2 separate regions of the Homo sapiens genome follow, and region 2 is linked to region 1. Evidence: chromatin contacts called from ENCODE Hi-C or POLR2A ChIA-PET data. All regions are on one chromosome and are shown on one strand. The core of a region is the stretch at or near the end of the contact, and the rest is flanking DNA. Distances in the headings are between cores, read along the strand shown.

The links. A loop is a pair of places that touch in the nucleus more often than their neighbours do. ChIA-PET counts read pairs that join two places held with the same protein, here RNA polymerase II (POLR2A). Pooled maps may share reads with other maps.
Region 2: a loop to region 1 is called in a pooled map, with 3 times the contacts of the local background. The contact joins the promoter of TBC1D25 here to the enhancer-like site in region 1. A Hi-C loop is called at or near these places in 3 of 50 pooled maps. POLR2A ChIA-PET finds 5 or more read pairs at or near these places in 4 of 52 experiments (Panc1, WTC11, activated T-cell and 1 more).

What each region holds. Positions count from the first base shown.
Region 1 is chrX:48,629,604-48,634,405 of GRCh38, forward strand. All of the region lies in intron 1 of LOC107985695 (a long non-coding RNA gene), which reads left to right. Among named protein-coding and RNA genes, the nearest start is that of WDR13, 35 kb to the left of the region's middle. RefSeq lists an enhancer at 2,225-2,294. Within about 2 kb of position 2,253, at least 2 of the 41 ENCODE cell types and tissues checked have a DNase peak (open chromatin) inside an H3K27ac peak, as active enhancers do.
Region 2 is chrX:48,537,371-48,542,172 of GRCh38, forward strand. It overlaps TBC1D25 (TBC1 domain family member 25), which reads left to right and starts at 2,344. Exons shown (of 6, transcript NM_002536.4): 1 at 2,344-2,550; 2 at 3,963-4,072. The coding sequence starts at 2,428. RefSeq lists enhancers at 1,998-2,498, 2,499-2,999 and a silencer at 2,285-2,504.

The sequences.
Region 1 (4,802 bases), core at 1,003-3,502:
TTCTCTCTACTTTTTTATACGCTTGAAATTTTCCATAACAGAAAAATAATTTTATGGAGGCAAAAGCTGTAAACAGTGTTCTATGCCTATATTGAGAGTATGACTCATGACTTTTTTTTAAAAAAAGCCAGACCTGACCTTAAAAATTTCTTTTATTTTAATTTAATTAAAAAAAATTTTTTTAGAGACAGCGTCTCACTTTGTCGCCCAGACTGGAGTGCACTGGTGTGCTCATAGCTCATTGTGCAGCTTTGAACTCCTGGGCTCAAGCGATCCTTCCACCTTAGCTTCTTGAGTAGCTGAGACTACAGGCACGAACCACCACACCCAACTAATGTCTTTATATTTTATATTATTTTATTATAATTTTATTTTACTGTATTTTATTTATTTGTTTGTTTTGAGACAGGGTCTTTGCTCTGTCACCCACGCTGGAGTGCAGTGGCATGATCTCAGCTCACTGGAGCCTTGACTTCCTGGGCTCAAGTGATCCTCCCACCTCAGTCTCCCAAGTAGCTGGGACTACAGGCATGCACCACCACACCTGGCTAATTTTTAAAAAATTTTGGTAGCAATGGGACCTCAACATGTTGCCCAGGCTGGTCTCAAACTCCTGGACTCAAGCAATCCTCCCTCCTCAGCTTCCCAAAATGTTGGGATTAGAGGCATTGAACCACTGCACCTGGCCTATTTTATTTTTGAAAATAGAGACAGGTGGGGGGGGTGGGTGTCTCCCTATATTGCTCAGGCTGGTCCCGAACTCCTGGTCTCAAGTGATCCTTTTGGCTTCCCAAAGTGCTGGGATTACATGAGCCACCACTCCTGGCCACTGTGCTGGGTTTAATTGTGGAGAACTATAACTAAGCATTGTCTTTAAAAAACGAGTACATTGGCCGGGCGCGGTGGCTCACGCCTGTAATCTCAGCACTCTGGGAGGCGGAGGCGGGCGGATCACGAGGTCAGGAGATCGAGACCATCCTGGCTAACACGGTGAAACCCCCATCTCTACTAAAAATACAAAAAATTAGCCGGGCGTGGTGGCGGGCACCTGTAGTCCCAGCTACTCGGGAGGCTGAGGCAGGAGAATGGCGTGAACCCAGGAGGCGGAGCTTGCAGTGAGCCGAGATCGCACCACTGCACTCCAGCCTGGGCGACAGAGTGAGACTGCCTCAAAAAAAAAAAAAAAAAAAAAAGAGTACATTTTGGGCCGGTTGCAGTGGCTCACATCTACAATCCCAGTACTTTGGGAGGCCGAGGCAGGCGGATCACCTGAAGTCAGAAGTTGGAGACCAGCCTGGGCAACACGGCAAAACCCCGTCTCTACTAAAAAAACATAAAAACTAGCCAGGCATGTTGGCGGGCGTCTGTAATCCCAGCTACTCGGGAGGCTAAGGCAGGAAAATTCCTTGAACCTGGGAGGTGGAGGTTGCAGTGAGCCCGGATCACGCCACTGCACTCCAGCCTGGGAGACAGAGGGAGACTCCATCTCAAAAAAAAATTAAAATTAAATTAAAATAAAAAAAGAACATTTTGGCCTACAATTCCTGACAAAGATGGAATGTGGGCAAATGCATGATGACCTGGATTATTTCTGGGAGAATTGTAAAGAGTTTCTGTAGTCAGCAGAAATGCTTTGAATACTTTCCATATATTAGTTCATTAATCCCCCATGAAGTACAAGTAGGGGAAACTGAGGCACAGGGAAGTTGACTAATTTGCCCAGGGTCACAAAGTGAGTAAGTGGCAGAACCGCTATTTGAACCTAGCTGCGCTCATAGTGCTTTAATCTTCAATCAGCGAGGATCGTCAAGTTGGCTGCTGGATCTTTCTGGATCTTTTTTTCATTACCTCGCCTTTCATGTTGTTTGTCCACATAGCTTGAGGCTTTATCACAGATTGCTCTTGGGGGCAGTGTTACTCCAGAAATGCCGGAATGCTCCGCTATTCCTCACTCCACCCCTAAATATACAGCATCTCCTCCCGCCCTTAAGCTCTGAAAAAAATGCTGCGGAGCCAGAAAGGCTGCAGAAAGCCGGGTGTGACCACTGGCTCTGTAGCCAACCTGTTCCCTGCTGCTGCTGCTGCTGCTGCTGCTGCTGCTGCTGCAGTCGTTTGGTTTCCTCTTTGAATCTGAGATGATTCTGAGGTCTACACTGCAAACTCTTGGCATATATCATTTCTAGAATTCCATTCCTACTCGACCTAGGCTGTGAGTCTGCACTAGTTCGCGGCACGTTAGATCGCGCCCATTTCCCTTATTGGCAAGTTGTCAGGTTGAGGAAGCTCCAGGCCTGGAGGAGGGCATCTCCAGCCACCAGCCATGAAGCCCAGGGCCTCAGGCACCTTCTGGCCTCCGGGTGGCCTCCTCTATTCGCTGACCCAGACACTAGTCCAGTGGTTCCCAAAGTGGGGTTCCCTGGCAGGCAGCAGCTGCCTCGCTGGGAATCTATTAAAAATGCATACTCCCAGGCCCCACCCATGACCCACTGAATCAGAAGCTGTGGGCCTGGGGCCCAGCAGTTGGTGTTTTCAGAAGCCCTCCAGTGGACTCCAATGGTTCCTAGAGTTTCAAAAGCACACTGGGCTAGGCCAGGTGTGCCAAGAGAGAAGTAGCTTTTTGGCTCAAGTCCTCACAGGAATGGTCAGAGGGTCCCCATCAGTCTATCAGTGTGCACCATACAACGCTCACAGAGGGACACACGTGTGCCCGTGTGCATGCGTCCCTGTATGGACTCCAGTTGGAGGGGGAGGGACAGTTTTGCCTTGTGGTTTTGTCACTCGCCATTGGAAAATAGCCCTTTCCCCTACTACTAAATAGCTTCCCATTGTTTTCTAGTCCCTTTACTTCCATTTCAGAGAGTGTTTTCTCTTCTGTGTTTTTTTGTTTGTTTGTTTTTTGAGACGGAGTCTCACTCTCTCACCCAGGCTGGAGTGCAGTGGCGCGATCCTGGCCCATTGCAACCTCCGCCTCCGGGATTCAAGCAATTCTCCTGCCTCAGCCTGCTAAGTAGCTGGGATTACAAGTGCCTGCTACCACACTCACCTAATTTTGTATTTTTAATAGAGATAGGGGTTTTGCCATGTTGGCCAGGTTGGTCTCGAACTCCTGACCTCAGATGATCCACCTGCCTCGACCTCCCAAGTGCTGGGATTACAGGCATGAGCCACCATGCTGGGTCCCTCTTCTCTTTGGAAAAGTCATCCACGTTGGTTGCAAGTTTTTCAGAAAAGAGGGAACTACATTATAGAAATAAATGGCAAACAGACACCCAACACCCAAGGAATAATTTCTCATCTCTGTCCTTTCAATGTGTATATTTCTAAATGTCCGTGTTTATATTTACATAAATTAAAAAAAACGGTTTACTTGTACGTGTCATTTTGTTTTTATCTTAAATTTTTGTGTTTTTAATTTTGGTGATATATCATTTTGGTTGTACTTTTTCACTTCTGTACATACTGTTACATAACATGCAGTTTTCCAGTAACACTAACTTGTGAATGCATATTTTACAATTTTATTTATATTTATTTATTTATTTACTTTTGAGACAGTCTCACTCTGTCTCCCAGGCTGGAGTGCAGTGGCTTGATCTCGGCTCCCTGCAACCTCCACCTCCCAGGTTCAAGCAATTCTCCTGCCTTAGCTTCCCGGGTAGCTGGGATTACAGACCCGCCACCGCGCCTGGCTAATTTTTGTTTTTTTAAGTAGAGACGGGGTTTTACCATGTTGGCCAGGCTGGTCTCAAACTCCTGATCTCAGGTGATCTGCCTGCCTAGGCCTCCCAAAGTGCTGGGATTACAGGCGTGAGCCACCGCGCCCGGCCCCCCCTTTTTTTTTTTTTGAGACTGAGTTTCCATCTTGTTGCCCAGGCTGGAGTACAATGATGCGATCTCAGCTCACCACAACCTCCGCGTCCCGGGTTCCAACGATTCTCCTGCCTCAGCCTCCCCAGTAGCTGGGATTACAGGCATGCACCACCACACCCGGCTAATTTTGTATTTTCGGTAGAGACGGGGTTTCTCCATGTTGGTCAGGCTGATCTCAAACTCCCAACCTCAGGTGATCCGCTCACCTCCACCTCCCAAATTGCTGGGATTACAGGCATGAGCCACCGTGCCTGGCAGGATAGAAGCCATTTTAACTGGGGTGAGATGGTATCTCATTGTAGTTTTGATTTGCATTTCTCTGATGATCAGTGACATTGAGCACCTTTTCCTATGCCTGCTTGTCATTTGTAGGTCTTCTTTTGAGAAATGTCTATTGAGATCTTTTGCCCACTTTTTGATCAGATTATTAGATTTTTTCCTCTAGGGTTGTTTGAGCTCTTTATATATTCTGGTTATTAGTCCCTTGTCAGATGGGTAGTTTGCGAATATTTTCTCCCATTCTTTGGGTTGTCTCTTCACTTTGTGGATTGTTTCCTTTGCTGTGCAGAAGTTTTTTAACTTGATGTGATCCCATTTGTCCATTTTTGCTTTGGTTGCCTGTGTTTGCCAAATTCATTTTACAAGGCCAGCATTACCCTAATGCCAAAGTCAGACACTACAAGAACACTACAGCCAATATCCCTGATGAACATAAATGCAAAAAGCCTGCACGAAATACTAACAAACAAAATCCAACAGCACATTAAAAGGATCATACATCATGACCAAATGGGATTAATCCCTAAGATGCAAGGATGGGTCAACATACATAAATTAATAAATGTGATATACCACATTAACAGAATGAAGGATAACAATCATCTCAAAAGATTCAGAAAGAGTATTTCACAAAAATTCAATGCCACTTCATG
Region 2 (4,802 bases), core at 1,094-3,593, 92 kb before region 1:
GTGCAGCCTGTATTTTGTCCAAACCGCACGGATGTTGTGCAATTAAGTGGGAAGACTGCCTTTTTGCATTTTGCCACATATAAAGTTTCTCAGAAGAGTCTAAGATATATTCAATAATTCAGCCAATATCTAGTAGACATACACCATTTAAGAACAGGACCAACCTTAACATGTTATGAAGATTAGGTAAGACAAAAGCAAAGTTTTGTGGGCTTTTTTTTTTTTTTAATCAGGTTCTCACTCTGTCACCCAGGCTGGAGTGTAGTGGCGTGATCACAACTCCATTGCAGCCTGGACCTCCCAGGCTCAAGTAATCCTCCCACCTCAGCCTCCCGAATAGCTAGGAGCACAGGTGCGCACCATCAGACCCAGCTAATTTTTTTTTTTTAATTTTGTAGGGACAGGGTCTTCCTATGTTGCCCAGGCTGGTCTCAAACTCCCCGGCTCAAGCGATCTTCCCACTTCGGCCTCCCAAAGTGCTGGGATTACAAGTGTGAGCCACTGTGCCTGACTCAGTTTATTTTTTAAAATTTTTCTTCATTTATTCTTGGCTTCTTCCATTCATTGTTTTGATCACTAACTATGTGCTCAGCACATTGCTGAGCCTTTTGCATGCTCTGCTGGGCATTCCCCATTTGCTCTTCCGGATCCATTATCCACCCTGCTCTGGGACCCCAAAAAGCTGATCTTTTATAGATGGTATCATTTGGGCCCCATTGATTGGTTCGTAGTTGAGCCTGGCCACTTCTCTTTCAACTGGTCCCTGGCAGTCAGTACCAACATTTTAGTCAGGTTTCAAAGAAATCTCTAGACCAAGCTGGACAGAGGGCTTTTCCAGTGATTCAGTGATTCCCCAAGATCTGAGAATGTGAAACTTGGAAAAGGGACACAAAGACCGGGGATCCTTTGAGCTGGTTCAATAATGGCAGAGCTTTAGAGATATGCTGCTGAGCTCCCTGGGTCTGTCTCGCTTTCTGCCTTCTGAAGGCTTGATTGTTAACTTCTTCCTGGGTTTCAATTAGAAGCATTAGTGTCCTTCCTGGAGTTGAATTACCTGGAAATTTGCCTCCTAGATGTGTAAACTTGGGAAAGTATGATCTCGTCAAGTTTCAGACAAAGGCAAACTAAAAAGCTAGAACTCCAGAGAGCATAATAGTGTTTTTTGGGGGCAAATTATTTAATGAAGTATAACATTCATACAGGAAGTACAAAAATCATCAGTGTACAAAATCTCCATGAATTTTCACAATGTGTAAACCATTTTCCTGTTTTATCTGACCTTACTAAGTCAGGGTATAAATTATTAATTTTTTTTGAAACAGGGCCTTGCTCTGTGGTGCAGGTTAGGGCAGTGGTGTGATCACCGCTCACTGCAGCCTTGACTTCCTGGGCTCAGCCATCCTGCCGCTTCAGCCTCCCGAGTAGCTGGGACTGCAGGTGTGCGCCACCACGTCCAGCTAATTGTTTAATTTTTTGTTAGAGACGGGGTCTCGCTGTGTTGCCCAGGCTGGTCTAGAACTCCTGGGCTCAAGCGATCAGCCCGCCTCGGCCTCCCAAAGTGCTGAGATTATAAGGCGTGAGCCACTGCACCCTGCTGAGTATATTTTTAAAAACACTTTACCCGAGGGCTGTGGCTCACACCTGTAATCCCAACACTTTGAGAGGCCGAGACGGGTGGATCACTTGAGGTCAGGAGTTCGAGACTAGCCTGGGCAACACAGCTAAACCCTGTTTATACAAGATATACAAAAATTGGCTGGGCGTGGTAGCACGCGCCTGTAGTCCCAGCTCTTGGGAGGCTGAGGCAGGAGGATCGCTTGATCATAGCTCACTTTGAGGCTACAGTGAGCTGTGATCGCGCCATTGCACTCCAACCTGGATGACAGAGCGAGACCCTGCCTAAAAAAATAAAAAAAAAAAGGATTTTTTTCTGTTCAGTGGATTCATTTGAAGCGAGGGCCACTGGTATTTGAAATAGATGACATCATCTGCCAGCAGAGGCGTGAGGCAACTTGAGGCGGGGTGTGGGCCTGACGTCATCACGCAGCCTCTTCCTTTCCCCGCCCCCTTCTCTTGGCGAACGAGGCGTCAGTTTAACACCTCCGTGAATCCGGAAGTATGCTGTCAAAACAACCAAACCACGGGGCTGGGGGAGGCGGGGCCTCAGTAGGCGTCTGCACGCTAGCTGAAATAGAGCAAAATGCCCGACTTTTGGGGGCGGGGCTCCTGGCAACAGCACTCTAGGCGCAGGCGCAGAGGCGACCTCCAGGCAGGGCCAGGTGGGAGGGACGGTGGGGGGTAGGGTCGCGCGGCGCCCTCTGCGCCTGCGCCCCGGCACGAGGTGGGGCGGCGGGCGTCAGTACAGTAGAGTGTGCGCCGGGGTGGGGGGCAACGGTCAGCCGTCACCCTGAGACGGGCGGCGGCGGGATGGCAACAGCCTCCGGGGCCTCGGACTTGTCTGGCTCCGGAGCGCCCCCGCCCGGTGTGGGAGCTCAGGCGGCGGCGGCCGCTGAGGAGGAGGAGCGAGAGGTGGTGCGGGTCCGAGTCAAGGTGAGGCTGGCGGTGAGTCGGCCCAGCCGCCGAGGCATCCCAGGGGAGGGGGAGGCGGTGGCTGTCATAGGATGGAGGGCGGGACCTGAGATTTCGGACATAACCTGAGCGGCGAAGCTTGAGGGCCAAGTGATGATGGCGAGGGGTAGGGAGGGCCTGAGAGCCTGAGAGCGTTAGCGACGTACCTTGGGGCGTGGGACTGAAAATAGAGGGACGAGGCGGGGGTCTATGGGATGAATGGGTGGAGCTTATAGACAAAGGGGAGGGGCTATGGGGCTGGAGGAGGGGCCGCAGTAGTTGAGGGTGGGGCTCTGAGGAATGAGAAGGTGCTGGCTCTGGAGTCAGTCAACCCATGTGTTGAGAGTGCACTTATGTGCAAGTTCCCACTTTGATGAGCTGACAGGCTCGTGGGTGGAGACAACTAAAGAAATGAGATGCTTCGGACACTAAAATAATGAAAAAGGTTATGAAATAGGGAGTCACGTTAGCCAAGGTTGTACAGGGAAATCCCCAGAGGAGGTATTGAAGGAGCAGAGACCCGAATAAAAGGAGTCAGCCATGTGCATATTAGAAGGGAAGAGTATTCTAGGCAGAAGGAATAGCAAGGGCAAAGACTAGAGGATGGGAATGAGCCTGGCATGTTCCCGTAGGTTCCTGATTGCTGGAGTGGAGAGAATGAGGGGAAGAGTGGTAGGAGGTGAATCAGAGCGCTAAGACAGAGACAGATCGCCAAGGGCCTTTGGTGTGTATGCTGAGGAAGAACGCTGTTGCCATAGTTCCAGTAAACAATGATGGTGGCTCCGACCAACCAGTGGCACTGGCAGTGATAAGAGGGTCCACACATCACTTCAGTGTAATAGAGCTCTAAGGTAGAAGTTTGACATTCAGAAAAAAGATGATGCCTGAGCTGGGCGTGAACCACGTGAAGAAAGTGGGAGGGATGTTCCAGACAGGGGATCAGCACAATCAATGGCCTGGAGTCAGGATGGTTTCAAGGTAACTTCTAACAGTTTGGTACTACTAGAGTGTAAAGTTCAAAAAACCTGGTGAGAGGCTGGCTGGGGCCCCATAGGCCCGCTTGCTGGGACTCTAGGGTTGCCATTGAAGAGATTGAAGCAGGGGAGTGTTGTAGGTAGATGTGTTAGATTGGTTACAGCACCATAGAGGACTGATTTAACAGGAGCCAGACTGGACACGGTGATTCTGGCAACCATAGTTGAAGGGATATAGAAGAAGGATTGGGGGCCTGAACTCTTGCAGTAGCCTCCTCCTCACTGGACCCTGTGGTCCAGAACACCTGCCTTGATCTGGCCCCTGGCACCTCTCTGACTTTGCCTTCTACCACTCTGCACCTCACTCTTCAGCATGGTGATGGGGCCCCTGGTGGCCTACCCCATGTCTTCTCTCCCCAGAAATGTGAGAGCTTCTTGCCGCCAGAGTTCCGCTCTTTTGCTGTAGATCCCCAGATCACCTCGCTCGACGTGTTGCAGCACATCCTCATCCGAGCCTTTGATTTGAGTGGGTGAGTGGGAAGATGCTGGGGACTGGCCAGTGGGCCACCGACCTCTACAGTGGCTATCTGGCCTTTGTTTGGTAGGGTTTTTGTTTATTTTACTACTACAAATAATCCCACAGTGAACAGCCACGTATGCATGTCTTGGAGCACAGTAGTCTACTTTTGTCTGTGGTTTTGCTTTCTGCAGTTTCAGTTACCCATGGTCAACCTCAGTCTGCAAATATTACATACAATAAGATATTTTGAGAGAGAGAGAGAGACCACATTCATATTACTTTTATTACAGTTTACAGACAGTCCCCAACTTACAATAACTGGACTTAGGATTTTTCAACTTTACAATGGTGCAAAAGCGATACGCATTTGGTAGAAACTGTACTGCAAGTGCCCAGCGATTCTGCTTTTCACTTTCAGTACAGTGTTCAATAAATTACATGAAATATTCAACACTGTTGTAAAACAGACTCTGTGTTAGATGATTTTCCCAACTGTAGGCTAATGTGAGCGTTCTGAGCACGTTTAAGGTAGGCTAGGCTAACCTGTGATGTTTGGTAGGATAAATGTGTTAAATGCATTTTCCTTTTTATTTCTTTTTTTTTTTTTTTTTGAGATGGAGTCTAACTGTCACCCAGGCTGCAGTGCAGTGACATCTCCCAGGTTCAAGTGATTCTCCTGTCACAGCCTCCCAAGTAGCTGGGACTACAGGCATGCACCACTATGCCCGGATAATTTTTTT